Regions from separate parts of the Homo sapiens genome. Here region 2 is linked to region 1. A link is an interaction called in ENCODE POLR2A ChIA-PET data of the cell type or tissue named here. Cell type or tissue: OCI-LY7. All regions are shown on one strand. Region 1 overlaps TANK (TRAF family member associated NFKB activator). Region 2 has its middle 9.8 kb from the start of PSMD14.

What was found. Peaks named below come from ENCODE experiments on the same cell type or tissue, not always from the same donor. Only the 100,000 strongest peaks of a DNase experiment are listed, where the experiment ranks them.
Region 2: POLR2A ChIA-PET joins it to region 1 with 5 read pairs; 2 of 35 experiments call an interaction of 5 or more read pairs at or near these places.

The regions. Positions count from the first base shown.
Region 1 is chr2:161,215,892-161,220,891 of GRCh38, forward strand. The region is part of intron 4 of TANK (TRAF family member associated NFKB activator); the gene reads left to right. Among named protein-coding and RNA genes, the nearest start is that of LINC01806, 26 kb to the right of the region's middle. In OCI-LY7, no CTCF peak of the experiment used is centred here; a DNase peak (open chromatin) is centred at 2,680.
Region 2 is chr2:161,296,113-161,301,112 of GRCh38, forward strand. No RefSeq gene overlaps it. Among named protein-coding and RNA genes, the nearest start is that of PSMD14, 9.8 kb to the right of the region's middle. In OCI-LY7, no CTCF peak of the experiment used is centred here; no DNase peak of the experiment used is centred here.

The DNA.
Region 1 (5,000 bases):
CTTTCTATATACTTATGCTCTAAGCTATATATCTTAGAATCCTAATAAAACTATTGTATAGCAGTTTCCACACATTCTGCATTGTCATTAACCTGTGGTTTTTGTCTCCCTCCCTGATAAGTCCCTTTTGGAAACAAATAATTCTAAGACGAGCATCTTTTATTGTCTCTTTCCTGTTATGTTTGTCAATAGTAGTGTGATTTTTGCATTTAAGCTTAGTTTCCTCTAAGTAATTCCATATTTAATGGATTTACTCATTGTTATTTCTGCTCCTAATTTCTCTTGACTATTTAACATTAAAGACAGCATGTTTCCCTCTACATTTTATCTTAATAATATTATAGGGAGCCACTGACTTGTCTGTATTCTCTAGAAGTTACATCTGGACCGTATGTCTGCTAGACGGCCAAATGGCCACAGTGAATCTCCTTGCTTTCCTTCTTGCTTCTGCTAATTGAACATTCTCTCCTGCTTTCTCTTTTTTACCTGTGCTGCAGCCTGAGACTCCTCACTTCTGTCCTCAGCTCTTGCTTCTCATCTTATCCTGAGCCGTAAGCATAAAGTGATAATTTTTTGATAAAGCTGAATCTAAAACTCTTCTTCCTACTTTTTTTCTTTTTGATAAATGTTCATTCCCCTTTGACATGAAGAATATACTAGGTCTTGGTAGTTTATTTTTTACTAAGTTCTTTCTTGGCCAAAAAAAAAAAAAAAAAGTTGGTGAGGCCCCCAGTTGGGAATTTTATTACTCAGGAAAGGCCTAACCTCAGTTTCTTGAGGGTTTCTCCTGCCCTAAGATTTTTTGATGCTAACAGAAAAGAAGACAAGTTCTTATTTGCCTTTATCTTGGTTATGTGTGCATAGATACGTAAAGTTAAATTTTCTACAAGATGTTAATGGAAAAAGGATAATTTCTAGACAAGAGCCACAATTATTCTAGGTCACTTGGGAGAACATTATGTAAACTGAAAGCTAAAACTGAGAGTTTTGAATGAGCCATTTCATTTACCATAACCGTTTTTAGGTGATATAATCATGGCTTCAGAGGAGAAAGTGCTTCCTATCTTTTTCTTACTTTATAGACGGAATGCTGCTGTAAACATTTGTATACAGGTTTCTGTGTGAACATAAATTTTGAAGTGCCCAGGAGTGCATTCATTGGGTCATATAGTACTTACATGTTTGGAGTTTTTTTGTTTGTTTATTTTAAGAAACAGACAAAATGTTTTCTAGAGTGGTGAAGGGTATTGGTAGTTTTGTTTTTACAGGCAGTGAACTTGATTAGCTCAGGGTAAGTGTCACTCCTATGGAGAGGGGCAGCTCCAATCTCCATTCAATCCTTAGAGCTTTAGCTGCAAAGCTTTTAGCCTCGCACAACCTGGAGACTGCCAGAGACTTGGGCTGAATTTAAACTCAGAATTTAAGGTTCTCAAATTCTCTAGGGCTCCTTTCCTTCACTCTCTGGTGACCATGGTTATGATCTCATTCTCCTTCTTGGTTCTTCCAGCCAGAATGTTAGTGGGCTTTGTTACTGGAATTTCAGCCACTACTGTGCCTCTACTGCAGTGTGGCCATCATCAGGACAAAACCATAGAAAACTGGGAATGCACTCTAAGCCAATTACTTACTACACATTTTTTACTCTCCTCCAATATATGCAAAGTTCAGTCTTCAGTGTTTTCAGGTAGTTGGTTTGTGTGTGTGTGTGTGTGTGTGTGTGTGTGTGTGTGTGTGTGTGTTGTCCAAAGTTTGTAACTGTTATTTGCAGAAGAATGGTTTGTTAGGTGCTCACTCCTCCACAATGGAATCTGAGCTCCTAAAGTCTAGTTTTTTGGTTTTTTTCTGGCTGAGTATGGTCAGGATGTGGTCCAAAATCACCCAACATATAAAGAACCCAGAAAATATGACCCAGTTATAAGAGAACAGACATCAACCCTAAGATGATTCAGACACTGAAATTATCAGACAAGGACTTTATCAGCTGCTATAACTATACCCAGTCTTTTATTAAAAGATAGCTGGGGAGGCAGGAAGGGAGTTAAGCTTTCCAGAGAGGATAGAATTAACCAGTAGGGTACTCCACCCATTGTCATGCTTTGTCAAATGCTTAACTTCTATGCCAAGTTTGAGAAATACTATGAAATTTTGTCAAAGAAAATACTGCCAAATTGCCTATGTTAACAAGTGACTCGTTTGGCAAAACTTGAGTAAATCTATCTTAAGTTATTTTTGGATGTACATTTCTATTTGTACGATACATCCTTGAGAACGCAGCAAAAAAAAGGCTATACCAAAGGTTTCCCCTCCCACCCTGGGCAATATTTAAGCATCAAAACATGGCCTGTAACTGCTTCTCAGTGATAAATATATTTTTTATTGTATGACAGGAAGATTTTAGAATCTTAAAATTAGTTTGCCTTGGTGCAATATGTAAATGTAACCATTCTTTATCTCCAACCCTATGCTGGATAACTGTACCACTTAGCTTCTCCAGCAGCCAAGCATTATGGCTAAGTAGTTAAAGCTACTGGGGCAAAAAGGCTTGTGTTCCAATCACAGCTACTCCGCCTGCCAAACTATACACAAATTATTTGATCTCTTCAAAGCAAATTTAAAAATCATAATTAAATACGTAATTCAGAAGATTTTGTGGCTTGCCAGGTGCAGTGGCGTGCACCTGTAGTCCCAGCTACTTCAGAGGCTGCAGCAGGAAGACTGCTTGAGTCCAGAAATTTGACTCCAGTCTGCTCAACGTTGCAAGACCTCCATCTCAAAATAAGCAGCTTTTGTGATTTCAGTTAAATAAGTAATACATGCAAATTGCTTAAATAATAGCTATTTTCAAGAAGATAGCTTCTGTTCTTCATGGTGTAGTGGCATAACACTAAATTTGTAGTTAAAGGATTTTTCCAAATCAGTTCATTTTTTCTTTTTTGAGATGAGTTCTTGCTGTGTTGCCCAGGCTGGTTTCAAACTCCTCCCTCTCAGCCTCCCTAGTAGTTGGGATTACAGGAGCACACCACCATGCACAGCACAGATCAGTTCATTTTAAATGTAGTGTTTGGGGAAAGAGTGAAAGGAGTGTGAGAAATCTTAATTAAATTGCTCACTGAAGTTATGCAGTTTCTATTTTGCATTAAAAAAGCATGTCCACAATTAAATATTTCTTCCCTTTAAAGAAATCAGAAAGATATATGCAAAAGGTACCTAATACAAAGTGAAAGACTTAGAAGACAGATAGTAGAAAAGTATTCATCTCATTCTACAAATTAACTTTGATAGAATTGAAATTACAGTAATTGTGGCAGTACTGGCAAAGGATTTTACCTTTTCTGAACAATATGTTTTATTGTAGCATTGAATCAGTAGAGATTGTGGGGATGGGTTATGTTAAACCACAACCCAATAAAGAACTTGGAAGTAATTAGGGTGTTTAATTTTATTTTTATATTGTTTATTTTCTTGCCACTTCCTTCAGAACTCTGGGATGGATCCCATTTTGCCCTGGAGTTGTTCCCACACTGGCAGTGGGTTTGCCTAGCACACTGTATCACACAGAACAGACAAGGCTCCTAGGATTTGTGTTTCTCTTGCTTTGCTAGATTTTCAGGAATGTTAATGAGGGTGAGAGAACCATAGATTTTATATGGCCGTAAGTTCTTTTAGATTAAATACAATATTCTATTTTTTTATCTTTTATCCTCAAACTTTTATGTACTATTCTTTTATGTTTATTCTTATCAAATATCTTTTTGTAATTTTTTTTTTGGTCCTGTTTTATACCTTAATCTTTTTCTGTCTCAGCCCTTTTTTCACTTTCTCCCTGATTCAGCTGTATCCAGTGCTTGACTTCACTATAACATCTTTTGTCTCAGTATATGTAGACTGGTAAGGAAATATTCAACCTCAGTTCCTCCTTTAACATTTCATTCTTAGTTCTCAAAAATCTAAGTGACAAATGAATCTTTATTTTCAGTTTTTTTCCTACTACTTACTTTTCCTTTTTCTGTAGTGAATTTTATCAAGCTAACATTTATACCTATTCCATAGTTTATATTCCCTCTACCAATCCATCCCATCCCACCTTGGCTTACTTCTTGGTTTACATTGATCCAAGTAAGGATTCTCGTTTCTGTTTTAAAAGCATATTTCTATTTAGCCTCATCCCGAAACGAAATAAAACATTGACTACACTCAGTTGCCTAAGCTAGCTAAAAATAAATATTCCTTTGCATGCAAGGATCGTAACTAAAGTTTAAAGGGAGTCTTTGATATGAACACTGGAGTTAAGTGAAATATGTATCATTGAAAACTAACCTTCTTTACTTAATAGAAGCCTTTTAAAGTTTAGGTTTCTTACATACATATGAGAGAATATACATCTTGTTAAAGAGTTTAGTCAGAATTATCTTTAAAAATTCCATAACTCAGCTGGGCGCGGTGGCTCACGCCTGTAATCCCAGCACTTTCGGAGGCCGAGGTGGGCAGATTGCCTGAGGTCAGGAGTTCGAAACCAGCCTGACCAACATGTTGAAACCTTGTCTCTACTAAATATACAAAAATTACTCGGGCATGGTGGCGAGCACCTGTAATCTCAGCTACTTGGGAGGCTGAGGCAGGAGAATTGCTTGAACCCAGGAGATGGAGGTTGCAGTGAGCCAAGATCACGCCACTGCACTCCAGCCAGGACAACAAAAGCGAGACTCTGTCTCAAAAAAGGAAAAAAAAATTCTGTAACTCAATTTTATTTTGCTGACTTTAATTGCTTAAAATTTTTAAGAAAAAATATGGTTTCAAATGACAATTTTTATTTCTTTTCTGTATCTTTCCAATTTTTTATAAAAGGAATAAAATAATTTCACTTTTAGTATCAACTATAACAAAAGCAGGTGTTAAGGAAAATGTACATTTCTTTCTTTGAGAGGTTGATATCTAACATATCCTAGAATGGGAAACAAAAACATTTTTGATTATTTTTGCATCAATAATAAAGCCTGATT
Region 2 (5,000 bases), 80 kb after region 1:
TAACCAATAAGTCACAAATATTTTGCTCTTAAAATGTGCTTAAAAGTATACTTAAACCAGGTGTGGTGGCTCACACCTGTAATCCCAGCACTTTGGGAGTCTGAGGTGGGTGGATCACCTGAGGTCAGGAGTTCGAGGCCAGCCTGGGTAACATGGTGAAACGCTGTTTCTACTAAAAATAGAAAAAATTAGCCGGGCATGGTGGCACGCACCTGTAATCCCAGCTACACAGGAGGCTGAGGCAGGAGAATTGCTTGAACCCGGGAGGCAGAGGTTGCAGTGAGCCGAGATCGCGCCACTGTACTCCAGCTTGGGCAACAAGAGTGAAACTCCATCTCAAAAAAAAATACACTTTGTTTTTTTTTTTTTTTTGAGATGGAGTCTCGCTCTGTCACCCAGGCTGGAGTACAGTGGTGCGATCTTGGTTCACTGCAACCTCTGCCTCCTGGGTTCGAGGAATTCTCCTGCCTCAGCCTACCGAGTAGCTGGGATTACAGGCATGTACCACCAGGCTCAGCTAATTTTTGTATTTTTTTTTTTTAGTAAAGATGAGGCTTCACCATGTTGGCCAGGCTGGTCTCAAACTCCTGATCTCAAATGATCCACCCCCCTCGGCCCTCCCAAAGTGCTGGGATTACAGGCGTGAGCCACTGCGCCCGGCCTCACTTAAAGTATTTTTAAGAGTAAAAATCCAGTTTGAGGATTTTATTTATTTATTTTTTGTTTTTTGGCTTTAAAGTATTTATTTTTAGTTTTGTAAATTATTTTTTTTTCTAACTTTTATTTTAGGTTCAAGGTGTACATGTGCAGATTTGTTACATGGGTAAATTGGGTGTTGAGAGAATTTGGTGTACTGATAATTTTGTCACCCAGATTATCAGCATAATACCCAATAGGTAGTTTTTCAATCTCACCCTCCTTCCATCTTCAACACTCAAATTGGCCCCAGTTTGAGGATTTCATGGAATTAAGAAAAATATTTTTTACTCCAATTCTTAATGAGTGCAAAATTTTATGCAAACAGTAATTGAGCATGTTGAAGCAAAACCAAATGACAATACCATACTTATCTGAATCCTGGAATAAAAACCAGTTTGTTAAGTCATTCAGTAGTGATTTGATGTAGTTGTCTTAAGCAATAAGGCACATAAACAGTGTATCCAAGTGATCACTGATGTTAGTTCAAAAAAAGGTCTCCACGATGTATATGTGCCACATTTTCTTTATCCAGTCTTATCATTGATGGGCATTTGGATTGGTTCCAAGTCTTTGCTATTGTGACTAGTGCTGCAATAAACATACATGTGCATGTGTCTTTATAGTAGAATGATTTATAATCCTTTGGGTATATACCCAGTAATGGGATTGCTGGGTCAAATGGTATTTCTGGTTCTAGATCCATGAGGAATCGCCACACTGTCTTCCACAATGATTGAACTAATTTACACTCCCACCAACAGTGTAAAACTGTTCCTATTTCTCCACATCTTCTCCAGAACCTGTTGTTTCCTGACTTTTTAATGATTGCCATTCTAACTGGCATGAGATGGTATCTCATTGTGGTTTTGATTTGCATTTCTCTAATGACCAGTGATGATGTATAACTATGTAACAAACCTGCATGTTCAGCACATATATCCCAGAACTGAAAGTAAAATTTAAAAAAATATATATATATTTTTAAAAAAGGTCTCATGGTGGTGCGCTTCTGTAATCCCAGCTACTTGGGAGGCTGAGGCAGGAGGGTCACTTGAGACCAAGAGTTTAAGGCCAGAAGGGTAATATAACGAGTCCACCATCTCAAAATTTAAAAAAAAAGAAAAGTCATAGTCCTGAGATACTGGGCTGTAAGGTCTCTCCCCTCTTCTACTTTCTTTGGCTGCCCTGCATCCTAATAATTTTAGGGGAGGTACTTTAGCTTCTTTCATCTATACAACTTCTTGAGTAATAAATGGAAGATAGGACATTATTATTAAAAAATTGGTTACCTCCTCATTCATCTTTTTTCAAAGCTCTTAAGAACGAAAACACTTTTTTTTTTTTTTTTTTTTTTTGGTGACAGGTCTCACTCTGTCACTCAGGCTGGAGTGCAATGGCATAATCATGGCTCACTGAAGCCTCAATCTTCCAGGCTCAAGCGATCCTCCCACTTCAGCCTCCCAAGTAGCTGGGACTACAGGCATGCACCACCATGCCTGGCTAATTACTGCATTTTTGTGTAGAGACAGGGTTTCACCATGTTGCCCAGGCTGGTCTCAACTCCTGAGCTCAAGCGATTGGCCCACCTGGGTCTCTCAAAGTGCTGGGATTAGAAGCATGTGCCACTGTGCCCAGCCCTGAAATACTATATTTTATCCTTATAGTTGATAAAGCCTTCTTTATTTATAATTAATAAAGCTCTTCATAATTATCATTCTGTGTCTTCTATGGAATAGAGGACATTCAGTATTTTTCTTGAAATAATTTAGCATTCATTTGAATTCATCCCTTAGTCTTATTTTCTAGGTTAAAAACCCCAAATTATTTTCATCTTTATTCATGTGTTCTATTATTAAAATAATTATTATTGTGGCTTTTTCTTTGTGATAAAGTGTGGTGATAAAAGTTAGATATAAAATTCTAAAAGAAGCCAGTGTGGTGGCTCGTGCCTGTAGTCTCAGCAATTTGGGATGCTGAAGTGGGAGGACCACTTCAGCCTGGGAGATCAAGGCTGCAGCGAGTCGTGATCACCCACTGCACTCCAGCCTGGACGACAGAGTGAAACCCTCTTTCAAAAATTTTAAAAAGAAAAAAAAAGAAATCATATCACAGGTCTGATATGTTCTTTTTGTATTTTTCTATTATACATCAAAATAAGTATATTCCCATTAATACAGAAAATGTTCATGAATCATCTGAAATTATCTTATGTACCGCCTGTGGTACTCATGACAGACAATAAGAAATTCACTTTATTTTGGTTTTGTGTCTCAATCACTTTAGACAATGAGTAGATACATCCAAAATAATGGACAGATCAGACTCATATGGGCATCTTTATTACACTACACAGTTCCACACTCCATCCCCCAAATATGAGTTTCCAGGATTGGTGGAAAGTTTGTTTGGAAAATTTCCTTAGTTATTTGCCAATATAATGAACAGACCTGTGACTTCTCAAGACTCACTCTGAGTGTAGCATCCCTGGAATAGCATTCCAATCTCATTGGCCTGCAAAGCCCATGTCTGTCTGGCTCAGAAAGGAGGTGATCATATGCAATCTTAAGTGTCAAACACAATCTTTCTTTTTTTTTTGAGACAAGGTCTTACTTTGTCACTCAGGCTGGAGTACAGTGACACAATGATGGCTCACTACAGCTTCAAACTCCCTGGGCTCAGATGATCCTCCTGCCTCAGCCCCCCAAGTAGCTGGGACTACAGGCATGTGCCCCACACCCGGCTAATTTTTGGGTTTCTTTTTCTTATTTTTTGTTTTTGTAGAGAGAGGGTTTCATCATGTTGCCTGGGCTAGCCTAGAACTCCTGGGCTCAAGCGATCTGCCTGCCTTGGTCTCCTTTGCTGATTACAGGCGTGAGCCACCATGCCTGGCAACACAATCTTAAGTGTCACTGAAACTTAATATTTCACTTGTGTTCACTTTAGAAAAAAATATGTAACACACAAGGAAATGATATTAGTTGCATATAAATTGCTTCCCTCCCCCAAATCCCACATACTGGTTACTATGAATTTTGAGTTCTGCTACTAACTACATTACCTTTCCCATGTAACATATCCTCATTGAGTTTCATTTTACTAAGCGTGAATGAAGAGTTTGAAAGCATGCAAAAAAGGATAGCTAACTCTAGAGGAAAAAATGTGCCCAAGTCATGAATTGGCATATCAGAAAAGAAAAAATATAAATGGCCAACAAATATGAAACACATTCAATCTTATTAGTAATTAGAAATATGCAAATTAAAACAATATATCACTCTATTTTCATTAGATTATCAAAAATAAACAAGTCTAACAACACTGTTAGTGATGGCACAAAGTAATCAGATATTTTGAACATCACATTGGAATACAATTTGGTACTATCTAGTAAAATTGACATGTCTGTCTTAGAATCTAGCCATTTTACTTCTAGGTATATATTCTTGAGAATCTCTTGATCTGACACACCAGGGGACACACAGAATATTCATAGCAGCATTGTTCATAATAGCAAAAAATTGGAAACAACCCAAATGTCCATCAACTGGAGAATAGATAAATAGTGACAGCCATGTAACAATGAAAAGTCTGGAGAAGAGAGATGCACAGACAATAGAAATCTGCAAGTCTTCAGCACGTAGATGGTAATTCAGACTTTAAGCCTGAAAGAAATAATCCATGGAGCCCTGTAGCGTGAGAAGAGAAATGGGTGAAGAGTGACAGAGGAAGAGGGGCTGAGATATTCTTCTCAAAAAAGTAGAGTAGAGGAAATAAAGGCACATAAAATCTTTGTTTTAATAATAATCTGATACCAGTTTCCTTTTTCTATTGTAGATTGAATGCTATTTTCTGTGTCTTCCTTAATGTTTTTTTCATTCAACATCTTTTTGTAAAGAGGAAAATTGTTTTGTAATATAGTCACCCTCTTTTTTTTTTTTCTTAATAATATACTGGGCCAGGTGCGGTAGCTCATGCCTGCAATCCTAGCCTTTTGGGCGGCTGAGGCGAGTGGATCACTTGAGGTCAGGAGCTCAAGACCAGCCTGGCCAATATGGTGAAACCCCATCTTTACTAAAAATACAATACTTAGCCAGGTGTGGTGGTGTGCGCCAGTAATCCCAGCTACTTGGGAGGCTGAGGCACAAGAATCACTTGAACCCAGGAGGCAGAGGTTGCAGTGAGCCAAGATGGTGCCACTGCACTCTAGCCTGGGCAACAGAGTGAGATTCTGTCTCAAAAACACAACAAATAAAGAATATACTGGTTTCTGAACTTTAAGGCAAACCAATTTGTGATCATTT